3 separate regions of the Homo sapiens genome follow, and all the other regions are linked to region 1. The links are chromatin loops, found by intact Hi-C in ENCODE. Cell type or tissue: dorsolateral prefrontal cortex. All regions are shown on one strand. Region 1 overlaps LIMCH1 (LIM and calponin homology domains 1). Region 2 has its middle 84 kb from the start of UCHL1. Region 3 overlaps APBB2 (amyloid beta precursor protein binding family B member 2).

Region 1 (4,000 bases):
ACTTATGAGAGACGAATAAATTCATAGTTCTCGAGAACCCATGGGGATATTTTATGAGTTAATAATGCCTTTTCTGAAACCAACTTTAGCCTTTATCTTAAAACCTTTTAAAATTTATGCAATATTTCATACACACTTTAAAATTTAACTTTAGCTTTTTACAAGAAACTTCTACCAAAAAATGCAATAGTCATTAACTTGCTCTCTTTAATTATCAAAATATAATCTAGCTAGTATTTAATTTAACATTTTATTTATTTTTACTAAGTAAATATTGTAATAGCAGGATAATTTTGGACTTCATTCTAGAGTCAATTGGCTCCCAGTGAAAGACAATGTAAAATTACATTGATTTTGTTTTCCAATTACAGAAGTAATACATAGTCATTATAGAACATTTTGGAATATATAAAATGTATGTAAAGAGAAGGAAAAGTCACCCAAAACTTAAGCACATTAAAAATAATCACAATTAACATTTTTGTATTTTCTTACTATCTTTTTTTCTATATGTTTATGTATAGGCATGTATATAATCATATACATGTAAACATCAAACTATGTATACAGTTTACATTTCCTATCATTAGTAAGTATTTTCACGTATCATTAACTATTATTCAACATCTTATTTTTTCATGATTATATTGCCTTTATGGACATGCAGTAATTCATTCAATCATTCCCCAATTATTGGATATTTAAGTTGTTTCAATTTTTTTTACTATTGTAAATTCCATCAAGCATAAAACTGACACAATTGAAGTACTACTGAGAGAGAGGAACACAAGCATTAGAGTAATTACTGGAGGTGCCATGGAGATGAACATGACAGTGATGTACCAAGTGGATTGGACAGTGAGGTTCAAATCACAGAGACTTCTTAGTGGAGAACAAGGAAGAAAGGCAAACCTGGAGTCCCAGCCATAGAAACAGAAAGGAAATGATTGATATGAAAACTAGTATGTTAGAAACTTAGAAGGACTTGGCAAATGATGAATATTCATGAGGTATGAGTCAAAGATCACTTGAAAGTTTATGTGATGGGAAGAACTGCTGCCATAAACAGAAATTGTCAAATTTGGAGGAGAAGGCCATTGACCCTAGAGGTGAAACCGAAGCTCTGATGGACTCTCACAGCTGGAGATGAAAATACGAGTTATACACGGAGAATGTAATGGTGAATCCATGGGAATAATTGATATATTTGAGGGTAATTCAGCACAAGTGGAGGAAAACAGGGTCCAGTTGAAATCTTTCAGAATGACCCATATTTTGATGAAAAGGAGTAAGAACCAGTGAGAAAAGAGTAGTCTGAAAGTGGGGAGGAGAGGGAAAAGGAGAGAATGAATTAGAACTCCAGTAATAGAGATTCACTGGGAGCCCAGGAAGGATGAGAACTGCAGGCTAAAATCCACAATGGTAAGGGCCACAGGCAACTATGCCAAGACAGGCCACTGAGAAGTTAATTGTAACCTTTAAAGAACCACAAAAAGACTTCACTGGTGTTATGACCCTAAGCCAGCTTGAAAGGCTTTCAAGAACAAGTAGGTGATAGCCATGATTTTGAGCTTTTGGTGGTGAAAGAAAAGAAAATGTGGGATGTGCGTCCAAGGCAGTCATAGGAGGTTTGGTGAGATGGTGAACCGCATGGGTGTCCTGTTCTCCATAGAATGTCTCCTTCCAACCAATCCAGGCTCTCGCCATGAAGCTGCCTGGGAAGTAGAAGAGGGAATTCATATGGCCAAACCACTTTGTTGACCTAAAAATTACTGCTTAAAAAATAATTTTTAGAACTTTTAAAGGAATCATTTATTCAAGGGGGAAAAAAATCTCTTTTTCAGGCAACCACTGAGAAAACGGAACCGAATAGTCAAGAGGACAAGAATGATGGTGGAAAATCAAGAAAAGGGAATATAGAACTTGCCTCATCAGGTTTGTTTCATAAGAGACTAGTTTTAAGGCAAATCATGGTAACTGTTTAAGATGTAATGGAAATAGTCAAGAATTTTTCCTACTGAGCCACAGGAAAGTAGTAATTAGACTCCAGGAGTGGTGCGGTTGTGCTGCCACCTAGAGGCTTCCTGGGGAAGTTCTGCCCGTATGGTTAATGTTGCTGTGAAAATAGGAGCCCATGCTCTTTCTTAAAGCTACCCAGTTTTATTTTGTTTTTTAAAATATTTATCCCTATAATCATAAAGAATATTGTGTTCTTCCATATAAATCATGCTAAAAATTGAGGGTAGGATTTTGACACACAGTAACAGCAATAGATAAGCGAGAGGTCAAAAACATAAAAATAGACGCTGAAATGGTAAAGCTCACATATAGTTAAAAATGAATAAAATAGTGCCATGAATCTGGACAGTGAGTATAATATACTGTATTCGTTGTTTTAGGAAGAAGACCCTGTTCCCGAAAGTCTTGTTCCTCAATATTTTTTTGCAGCCTTATCAATATGTTTAACACTTTTCTTCTTTTGATAAACAGTAAAACCTCTCACCCTCTTTCAATACCAAATTATTATTTTTTATAAGGCCTTTCTCCAGTGTTTACCACTTGAGAAACATAATTTGTCAATTACCAAATTATTTTTAGGTAACATTTTTAAATAAATTAAATATCACTTAAAATAATAGCATTTACTTTTTCAAACTAGATTGTGCCTTCACATTTTGATATGCCCCCTTAGGTAGTGACTTTTCCACCCCTTCTAAAGTGAACCTAATTCTTCTTTATGTATCAGAGAACACTTTATTTTCATTGCATTATATACATATACCCCACAATCCGTAACACATTCCAATTAAGAAATTCTGATGTTAAAATGGAGCATTGAAATACAAAAAAAGGAAGCATCAGGTTGCTGCTCATTCACTGGGATAGAAACTACCTGTAGATGTTCTCTTATCTAGCCCAGCTGTCATAATTATATATTTCGTGTCAGCATTCTGTTCCATGTGGTGTTATTCAGATGTAAACCGTGACCCTTACTAAAAACTTAAGTTCTTCATAGTGTGGTTATAGGACGTGATTTGTGTTGCTTGTTGTTCAATACCATGAAAGAGCTTTGGGAATTCCAGCATCTTAGGCTCTTTTATATCTCTGAGCACACTGTCATTCAGCTTATATTGCCAGGACGGGATATGGACTGAATGTACTTCATGGCATTGCAGAATAAATGGTCCTATAGATATTTGATTTTCTTTTCCTTCTGTACGTTTCTGGATGTAACTCCATTGCAGAACCACAGCATTTTACAACAACTGTGACTCGATGCAGCCCGACCGTGGCCTTTGTGGAATTTCCCTCCAGCCCCCAGCTGAAGAATGATGTGTCGGAAGAAAAAGACCAGAAGAAACCAGAAAATGAAATGAGTGGAAAGGTGGAGTTGGTGCTGTCACAAAAGGTGAAGTGCAGAGTGGAGGAAAGCGGTTAAACCCACAAGTTAACATGGCCCCATATTACAGCTAGCTGCTGCTGTGGCAGTTGTGAATAATGAAGATTTATTTCTCTCCTCATCTTTTTTCCTATCTTTAATCTGTAGTTTTTCTTTTTCGTGTGTGTGTGTGTGTGTGTGTGTGTGTGTGTGTGTGTGATGGAGTTTTGCTCTTGTTGCCCAGGCTGGAGTGCAGCGGTGTGATCTCTGCTCACCACAACTTCTACCTCCTGGGTTCAAGTGATTCTCCTGCCTTAGGCTCCCGAGTAGCTGGGATTATAGGCGTCTGCCACCACGCCCAGCTAATTTTTATATTTTTAGTAGAGACGGGGTTTCACCATGTTGGCCAGGCTATTCTTTGTGGAAAAGTGTAATATAAGTTCTAAAGCCTTGCAGTTAGGTTTTAGTTTGCTGTGTGTGTTTGCTTATTTGCTTTTTAACCTGTCAGCTTACTGGCTAGTCTCTCTCCAATAATCATCTATTTGTTAGCCATGGTAATTCTGATGCCACTGGATTTGGATAACAAGAAACCTAGAAAATTATTATTCTGATATAATAGGT
Region 2 (4,000 bases), 320 kb before region 1:
AATTGAGTAAGCTGGAGATTGTTATTTACTAGCTATTCAGCTTTGCATAATTTATTGATCTTCCTAAGCTTCAGTTTTCTCAACTATAAGATGAAGAGCCTTATAATGACTTGATAGGTAGTTGCTGTAAAGCCTATTGTCTGCCACATAGGAAATGTAATAGTCTATTTTCATGCTGCTGATAAAGACATACCTGAGATTGGGTAACTTATAAAGAAAAAGAGGTTTAATGGACTCACAATTCTACATGGCTGGGAGGCATCACAATCATGGCAGAAAGCAAAAGGCACATCTTACATGGTGGCAGGCAAGAGAGAATGAGAGCCAAGCAAAAGGGGAAACCCCATATAAAACCATCAGATCTCTTGAGTCTTATTCACTACCATGAGAACAGCATGGGGGTAACCACCCCCATAATTCAATTATCTCCCACTGGGTCTCTCCCACAACATGTCAGAACTATGGGAGCTACAATTCAAGATGAGATTGAGTGGGGACACTGCCAAACCATACCAGGAAGCAAACAAGTCCAGGTGATCATTATTAATATTAGGTGGAGAATGGAAAGACCAACATGCTTACAGCTTTATACTTTACTCATCCTTAGTGGAAAGCACTGCAAATTACTTAAATCAAGCAATTTATGCTAGAGAATTGATGCTGGAGAAGCAAACAATAGTGATTAATATTTACTTTGCTAGTCTAGGTTTTAGGTTGGTAAAAGCACTGTATTCTGGGAGATAGCATGTGTTTGAGTTTTAGAGTTTCTGTATTACTCTTTTGGAAGTGGGCATTCCATGAATTTAAGGCAGAAATTGTGAATGCGAATGATCCAAGCAGCTACCACCAATGAATGAAGTAGTCAAATGTAAATGAGTAAAGAGTGACAGGGATTGTGGCAAATGGGACAGCCCCACCCCTTCCAGGGGCAGGAGGGGGCAGCCGCTACTGAGCTCTGGCTTTGACAATGCAGGAATGCAGAGCCAGCCACATCTTCCAAGTTTTCAAGACAAAAGATGGAATTCTAGGGTTTTGGTTTGTGTGTTTTTTTTTTCCCATGAAGTTTCCTAATTTCTAGACATTGGCAATTAATTCAAGCACTATTTTAAAACACCGTGCAGACCGAAACCCATGTCTGCAGCCTAGAGCTGAATCACGGGTCACCAGCTCGTGACCTTTGATTGAAGATATCGTTAACATTTTCAAGAAGCACATAGAAATTTTGCCAATTTTAGAGTTTAAAGGGATGACAAAACATTACACAAACTTTGTCCAATGTAATATGAACTGTTTGTAATATCCTGTGCAGTCAATTTGCATTAAACATCAGTTAATTTTTAAAAAGAGCTCATACAGTATATTGTAATTCCTTTCATCCTTCAACTAATTCAGTATTAAAGTTCGGCTCAATCTGTTTTCAATCTTGACCTCCCGAGGAAACAGCCCAGGGAGTTCCTAAGTAAACTCCATTCTCCTCACAGGCCTCTGCTTGGTATTTGCTGGAGAAAGCCCTGTAGCTCAACAGGCAGATGGCAGTAAGAAATTAACTTGAATTTCAGCAATGCTGGGGTTTCCATGGGAACAGAGGAAGCAGCCATACTGCCTGGCATTTGAACAGAATAGGAAACAGGCTCCCCTGCCACACAGTCTTAGAAAAATGGCTGCATTATTCCACCACTCTCGCCTTATATATTTAGTTTTTCCCTCCTAAAGTGCTTTAACTTTAGTTCATAATAGGATAATAAATAACATTTAGTTAATGCTTCAGGTGTCTGTGGGTTAGGTTAAGATGTCTGCGAGTATCAGATAAGTGTAAGCATTTCTAATTGCTGAAATCTGAAAATTGTTAATAAGCTGTAAGGTCTCCCTCAGGTAAGCTGTATCGTTTACTAGTTAAGCCATGACATGCAGAAAGTCATTGTTTTAATTTTTATAAATTTTAAATAACATTTTAAAATAAATTTTTTATAAATTTTTATAATTTTTATACGTTTTGTATAAAGAATAGACATTCAAAGAAATTTGATTTTTCTGTCAATGAGGTTTTCTTTTAGGAATAAAATATATCATTAATAAGTTCGTCTGAACTTCCAGGCACCCAATGGACATGTGAGAAATCAGACTCCCTGGAAAGCACTCTGCTCTTCTGAATTAACGATTGAAGAGAGTTGGTCTCATTTGTGCCTTTTCTCATCCAGAAGTGAATTAAAGAGGAAGCTAAGGAAGCCTGAGCTTCATGTCCCATCCCTTGAATTGTCCTCTTCCAAGGCCCTGGGGAGACCCTTTGGAATGTTCACATGGCCATATATGTTTGAAAAATTTTGTAAAATGTGTAAAATATATTTTAACTGCAATTGGTTAAGACTGCTGTCTCTTTCCACTCGGACTTCCTCTCCATCACAATTCCCCTAGTGATGGGTGGTGATGAAATGGTGGCAGGTATTTTTGTGGTCTGGGTAAGTGTATGTTGAGTTGGCAAGATATTAAGCATGGATTTAGTGGGATTTATTTACATGGGTCATGGTTTTGTGTATGGGTAGGTCATTGCTGGCTGTCCTGGTACAGGAATATCTTGTAGAAATACTTCTATTGCCTGCTATGCCTGTCACTCAGCACCGTGACACAGAAATCCTGCACCAGACACTGGATGCCCGTGTCCTAGGGTGGCTGGCACCGTGGGGTATGGACATGGAGGAGAAACAAGGTTGAAATGGAGCTCAGAGTTAAGCTGTAGAAAACTCTTCCCATCCTCAGATACATAAAATCTTCAATGGAGAATTTGGTTTTCAATGAGTCCTGGTCAAAATGGAAGTTCTTGTGATATAGTTTGGATCTGTGTCCCCACCCAAGTCTCATGTTGAAATGTAATCCTCAGTGTTGGAGGAGGGGCCTGGTGCGAGGTGATTGGATCATGGGGTCAGATTTCTCATGAATGGTTTAGCCTTATCTCCCTTGGTGCTGTGGGTGATTCTCGTGAGATCTGGTTATTTAAAAGTATGTGGCACCTTCCCTCTCTTGCTTGCTTCTGCTTTGGTCATGTAATGTTCCTGCTTCCCATTTGCCTTCCGCCATGACTGTCAGTTTCCTGAGGTTCTCCCAGAAGCTGAGCAGAAGCTAGCATCATGCTTCCTGTACAGCCTGCAGAACTGTGAGCCAATTAAAGCCTTTTTCTTTGTAAATTACCCAGTCTCAGGTATTTCTTTACAGCATTGTGACAGCAGACTAACACATCTTGTCTATCAAGAATAGTCTTGATAATGGAGCATATATAAACACACTGCACAGTTTTATGAACATTTTGTTATAGATAATTTATCAGAATTTCTATGATTAAATTTCTAGTTTAATTAACTTGAGGTACTGACAATGAAAAAGGTAACATAAAGCTCAATATACAACTACTACCAGAACATTGATGACAAACCAGTTAAGGACTGTTGCTTCAAAGAGCATTTAAGATTGGTCACTACTAAAGGACTGAACTATAGGAAACTCGAAAGGCCTGCAATATTGTTGCTCATATAAAAAAACCTGATAGAGGTTCCCCCAATTTGACAGCAATCTTAAAAATTACATCACATTATCAACAACTGCCATGGTCTGAATGCTTGTGTCCCTTCAAAATTCATACATTGAAACCTAATCCCCAATGCAGTGGCATGAGGAGGTGAGGCCTTTGGGATGTGATTAGGTCATGAAGGTGGTGCCCTTATGAATGGAATTAGTGCCCTTATGAAAGAGGCCCGAGGGAGCTTGTTGGTCCCTTCCACTGTGTCCTCAGGTAGAAGGTGCCATCTTTGAGGAACAAGTCCTCACTAGACATTGAATCTGCTGGCCTTGATCTTGGACTTCCCAGCCTCCAGAACTGTGTCCAATAAATTTCTGTTGTCCATATTACCCGGTCTATGGTATTTTGTTATAGCAGCCTGAATGGACTAAGACAAAAATGAATTGTGAAGCTAAAAGAAACTTTCTGAACCATCAGTAACAAAAATCAAGA
Region 3 (4,000 bases), 740 kb before region 1:
GACAAGAGAGGGGAAGGGGGCAGTTGAGGAGGGAGAAGGGTTTGGGCTAAAAGATAACTCAGGACATTGCCTGCTGTGAAATACCTCTCAAACACTTTATCCGACTCTTGTCCCCACTGGTTATTCCTTTGGCTTAAAGGCACAGTGGCCTCCAGGCCAATCCTTCATCCACTAAGGACTCATCACCATGGGCTCCCCCCACCCTCCCAATCTACCTGCTTCCCTCTCTCATCTCGTACTCAGTGTCACCTTCTGGGAAGCCTCCCTGATTACTTAAAGCTGCTACTCCTCCTGGCACTCGCTCACACTCTTCCCTGCTGTTTTTCTCCATAGTAAGTCTTTTCACCTGATGTACTTTTATTCCACTTGTGTGGTTCTCTCTCCACACCCTGGAATGTACGTTACACAAAGGCAGGGACTTGGTCTGCAGTATCCTCAGCCCCGGAGCGCAGAGCCTGATCCTAGTGAGTGTTAAATGAATGTATATCTGCGAAGTTGGCCTTAAAACAATACCTGGTACTCAGTAAAAGTTACTGATAACTATCTTCAGGGCTAATTTCACTTTTCACTGTTGTTTTCTAAGAAAGGTTTTACTGTACCAGTCACCAAGAAATGAAAAGTCTGCAACTTTTTGCAAAGTGTCTGAAATGAACTCAGTGAGTTCATAACGTGCAAAGACCTACAAAGACTTCAATTAAAAGCACGGCTGTTCCCAACCCCAGAGAGAAGATTTATGAAGTCTGAGCTCTCCAGGCTGACTCCTGGGATTCTGCACTGTGCTCTCGGGGGAGGAGCATTTAACCACAGCATGGAGACCCAGAACACAAGGGCTCTGGGACCCCGGAACCCGGCCATCTCATTTCACGAATGAGTAAATCCAAGTCCTGAGAGCATTAGCCAGAGTTGTGACTAATAAGAAGGAAGCTCTGCCTTGAGGGAGTGGAGCTGGCACTGCAGGGTCCTGGGCCCTGTGTGAGTGAAGTCTGTCTTTAAAGAGTTTCTTTGGTAACTGCCCAACACTCAGGGAAATGGTCCCTGACCGACTGGAACTCAGTGTGTAATGCAAAGGTGAAGTAAATACAAAGAAACTCTCTGCCAAGATAGGCATGGTAATTGCAGAAGAGAAAACATTTTAGGTAGTTGTTCTAAAGAATTTGCTGTAAATTAGATATGATGAATTCCTACGGGGAGGAATGTATGTGCACAGAGCTGAGACATGAAAAAGGAGACCACAGTCAGCCACAGACTGGAATTAAGGCTAGAAACCTAACCCCAGAGCTGAGAAGGTATCTGAGGAGGAGACATCTCTCAGGCTAGACCTGAAGACAGACAGACAGACAGACAGACAGAATGAAGTGCTCCCTTGTGGCTTCTGCTCACAAGAAGGCAAAAAGTGGATGCTGTCATTGGCAAGCCTGTTCCAGAAGCATGTGTCATGTTCCTAAGATAGTCACTTCCCACCCGTTCTGCACATGGAGATTGGCAACTGTTCCTCAGTATTGGCTGAGCTGCGATTTTCAAAATGCAAGAAGATATGTTTCCCTTTGAAAGAAACAATTTGGCCCATGTAGACTTATGTGGTTGGATTTTGTTCCAAGTAGGTAACATACCCGTGTCTCTGTGCAATCATGTCTTACCCTGTGTGTACGTGGCCACCAGGAAAGACAGACAGGGAGAAACTGAAGGAAGCCCAGGAGGTCCAGAAACTAGAAACTATTCTGAGAGCGAGCATGACTGACCGACCCTGGTGATCACACAAAAACAAGGAGGGACCCAGAGGATGTTGCGAGGCAATGGATTCCCAAAATTCCAAGAGAAGCAACCGCAGGTGAGATCCTGTTGTGAAGCCTTGAGATGGTGACGGGGCAGAAGTATGCAGTGAACGGGAGACCTGAGTGTGGAGTCTGTGGTGGGGAAGGTCAGAGGGAAGAGGGGAGGACTTCGTATCATGCAGCCTACACAGCCTGCAGGCCATGATACCACGTCCCTGGGCTCTGCTGCACCGCAGACTTCTGCAGGCTTCCTCAAGTGGCCAGGGCTCTCACTCAGGGTCAAGTCAGGGCGGCAACTCCTGTGCTGTGTTGACTGCGGCTCATTACTGCCACCTGTGGGACAACTGGGACTGTCTTCTGAATGGACCTGGGGTGGGTCTAGTGATTTGAGGCCCTGCAGAAGTTTATTGATCCCAAATCTGAACTCCAACTGCAGATGGTAGCTCATCTCTTCACCTTCATATTCTGCTATTCTCTAAGTGAACTCCAGCTCCCCAGCTAGCCCCAGAACCTGGCTTTTAGAGCTGAACTCCAAGATTTCTTGTCTTCAGCTTGATGGATGAGGCCCATCAAAGAAAGGGAAGTGACTTGCCCAAGGTCTCCCGGGCTGGAAGCAGCAGAGACGGGTGAACAGTGGGGTCCTCTGTCCACAGTACTCATCCCACCACCTGCTACGGTCCCCTGACAAGCCACTGAGGTCAGGGTCCCCATGTGTATTTTTTTCATATCCCACAATACCTAGGTAAGTGCTAAGCAGATAACCAGTACTTAAGATCTCTCAATGAATTTTTTTCATCCAATGAGAAAATTTAGACTATCCAGAGAAAAAAACACCAAAAATAATTAAAGCAACATGAGTTCTGTGAATTATAAAGGTAGAGGGAGTTGAGGTCAATTTTATCAGAGAGGGAATGGGTTATCTTAAAGTATTTGAATGAGTTGGGAAAATATCAACCAAGAGTTGCCCTTCTACAGGATATCAAAGAAGTAGAAGCTTTGGAATGATGAGGAGTATTTGCAGAACAGTAATGGTGAACTTCTTAAGAAAAAGAGATGTTAAAACAAGGAATCCTCTACCAAGGGTGCTGTGTGCTTTTTATCCACAGGGCAAAGGTTTAAAAACAGAGTGATCAGTTAACTCTCCCTATGAACCTTCTTGTTTTAACAGAGATGAATGGACCAGAGACTCAGGTTTATTCTGTATCTAGGTTATAATTCCACATGCAAAACGCAATCTCTGTGAAACTTATTCCATGACAATGCAATACAGCTTCCCATTTCTCACATTGCTTTTGAAGGAGAGGATGGCAGTTCACACTTTAGCACATAAAACAGAACACAATATTATGAATATTTTCACTTATTTACAATGTGACGTATCCCAGTGCTGGCCAAACCACTCTATCATAATTCTATGCAGCTTAATCTAGTGGGAAAGGGACTAGCTTGAACTAGCACATCCCCACACTGGCTAGTACACAGTTACTGAGCACTGGCCAAGCTCATCTCTACAGACATCTTTCAAAGAGAGAGGCCCACAAAGAACTCCATAGGAATGTGAAGGTGTTTTGCAGGCAATGCCACACCAACACATGCTTGAGTGCCACTGGGGAACCTCTGAGCTATCTGTGTCAATTTTGTCCCCAGTATTAACTTTTTAAGTTAAAAGATTTGGGGGAAAATGTTTTATAGGCACTACACTATTTACCCACAGCCTATCTCTTGGACAGTAAGAGTGCTTTAATGCCGTTAATGGCAGCAGGCCAGATTCTGTGGCAATCCCCATTTTTGGCAGTCCTTGTCACTCTCTCAATAACAACACGAACACTGGGGGGAGAAGCAGCAGAGGAACTCAAGGAGCATGCAAAGGAGCTATGTTTTCCTGTAAAATGGGGGCAGCTTTCTTTCTTTTTCCTTCCTTCCTTCCTTCTTTCGGACGACTTCCTTCCTTCCTTCCTTCCTCCCTCCCTCCCTCCCTCCTTCCTTATTTTTTCTCTGTTTTTTTTTTTGTTTGTTTGTTTTTGTTTTTTTTAACAGAGACAGGGTCTCACTATGTTCAGGCAGGTCTCAAACTCCTGGGCTCAAGCAATGCTCCCACCTCGGCCTCCCAGAGTGCTGGGATTACAGGCATAAGCCACCATGCCTGGCTGCAATTTCCATTTTTACATTTATATAGAGCCTTGAGGTGAGTTTCTTTTTCTTTTTCTTTTTTAGCTAGTATAAAACCC

What was found. Hi-C counts contacts between places; a loop is a spot of excess contacts. Peaks named below come from ENCODE experiments on the same cell type or tissue, not always from the same donor. Only the 100,000 strongest peaks of a DNase experiment are listed, where the experiment ranks them.
Region 2: it touches region 1 in a loop (4-fold over the local background); 10 of 110 quality-filtered maps call a loop at or near these places.
Region 3: a loop joins it to region 1, with 2.7 times the contacts of the local background. A loop is called at or near these places in 8 of 110 quality-filtered maps.

What each region holds. Positions count from the first base shown.
Region 1 is chr4:41,659,576-41,663,575 of GRCh38, forward strand. LIMCH1 (LIM and calponin homology domains 1) reads left to right here. Exons shown (of 32, transcript NM_001330672.2): 19 at 1,845-1,935; 20 at 3,246-3,409. Among named protein-coding and RNA genes, the nearest start is that of LIMCH1-AS1, 31 kb to the right of the region's middle. In dorsolateral prefrontal cortex, CTCF peaks have their summits at 2,077 (motif pointing left) and 2,278; a DNase peak (open chromatin) is centred at 2,076; H3K27ac peaks cover 753 bases.
Region 2 is chr4:41,339,088-41,343,087 of GRCh38, forward strand. No RefSeq gene overlaps it. Among named protein-coding and RNA genes, the nearest start is that of UCHL1, 84 kb to the left of the region's middle. In dorsolateral prefrontal cortex, CTCF peaks have their summits at 1,512 and 1,717; a DNase peak (open chromatin) is centred at 1,554.
Region 3 is chr4:40,914,990-40,918,989 of GRCh38, forward strand. All of the region lies in intron 10 of APBB2 (amyloid beta precursor protein binding family B member 2), which reads right to left. Among named protein-coding and RNA genes, the nearest start is that of NSUN7, 170 kb to the left of the region's middle. In dorsolateral prefrontal cortex, a CTCF peak has its summit at 2,103 (motif pointing left); DNase peaks (open chromatin) are centred at 1,444, 2,072 and 3,536; H3K27ac peaks cover 909 bases.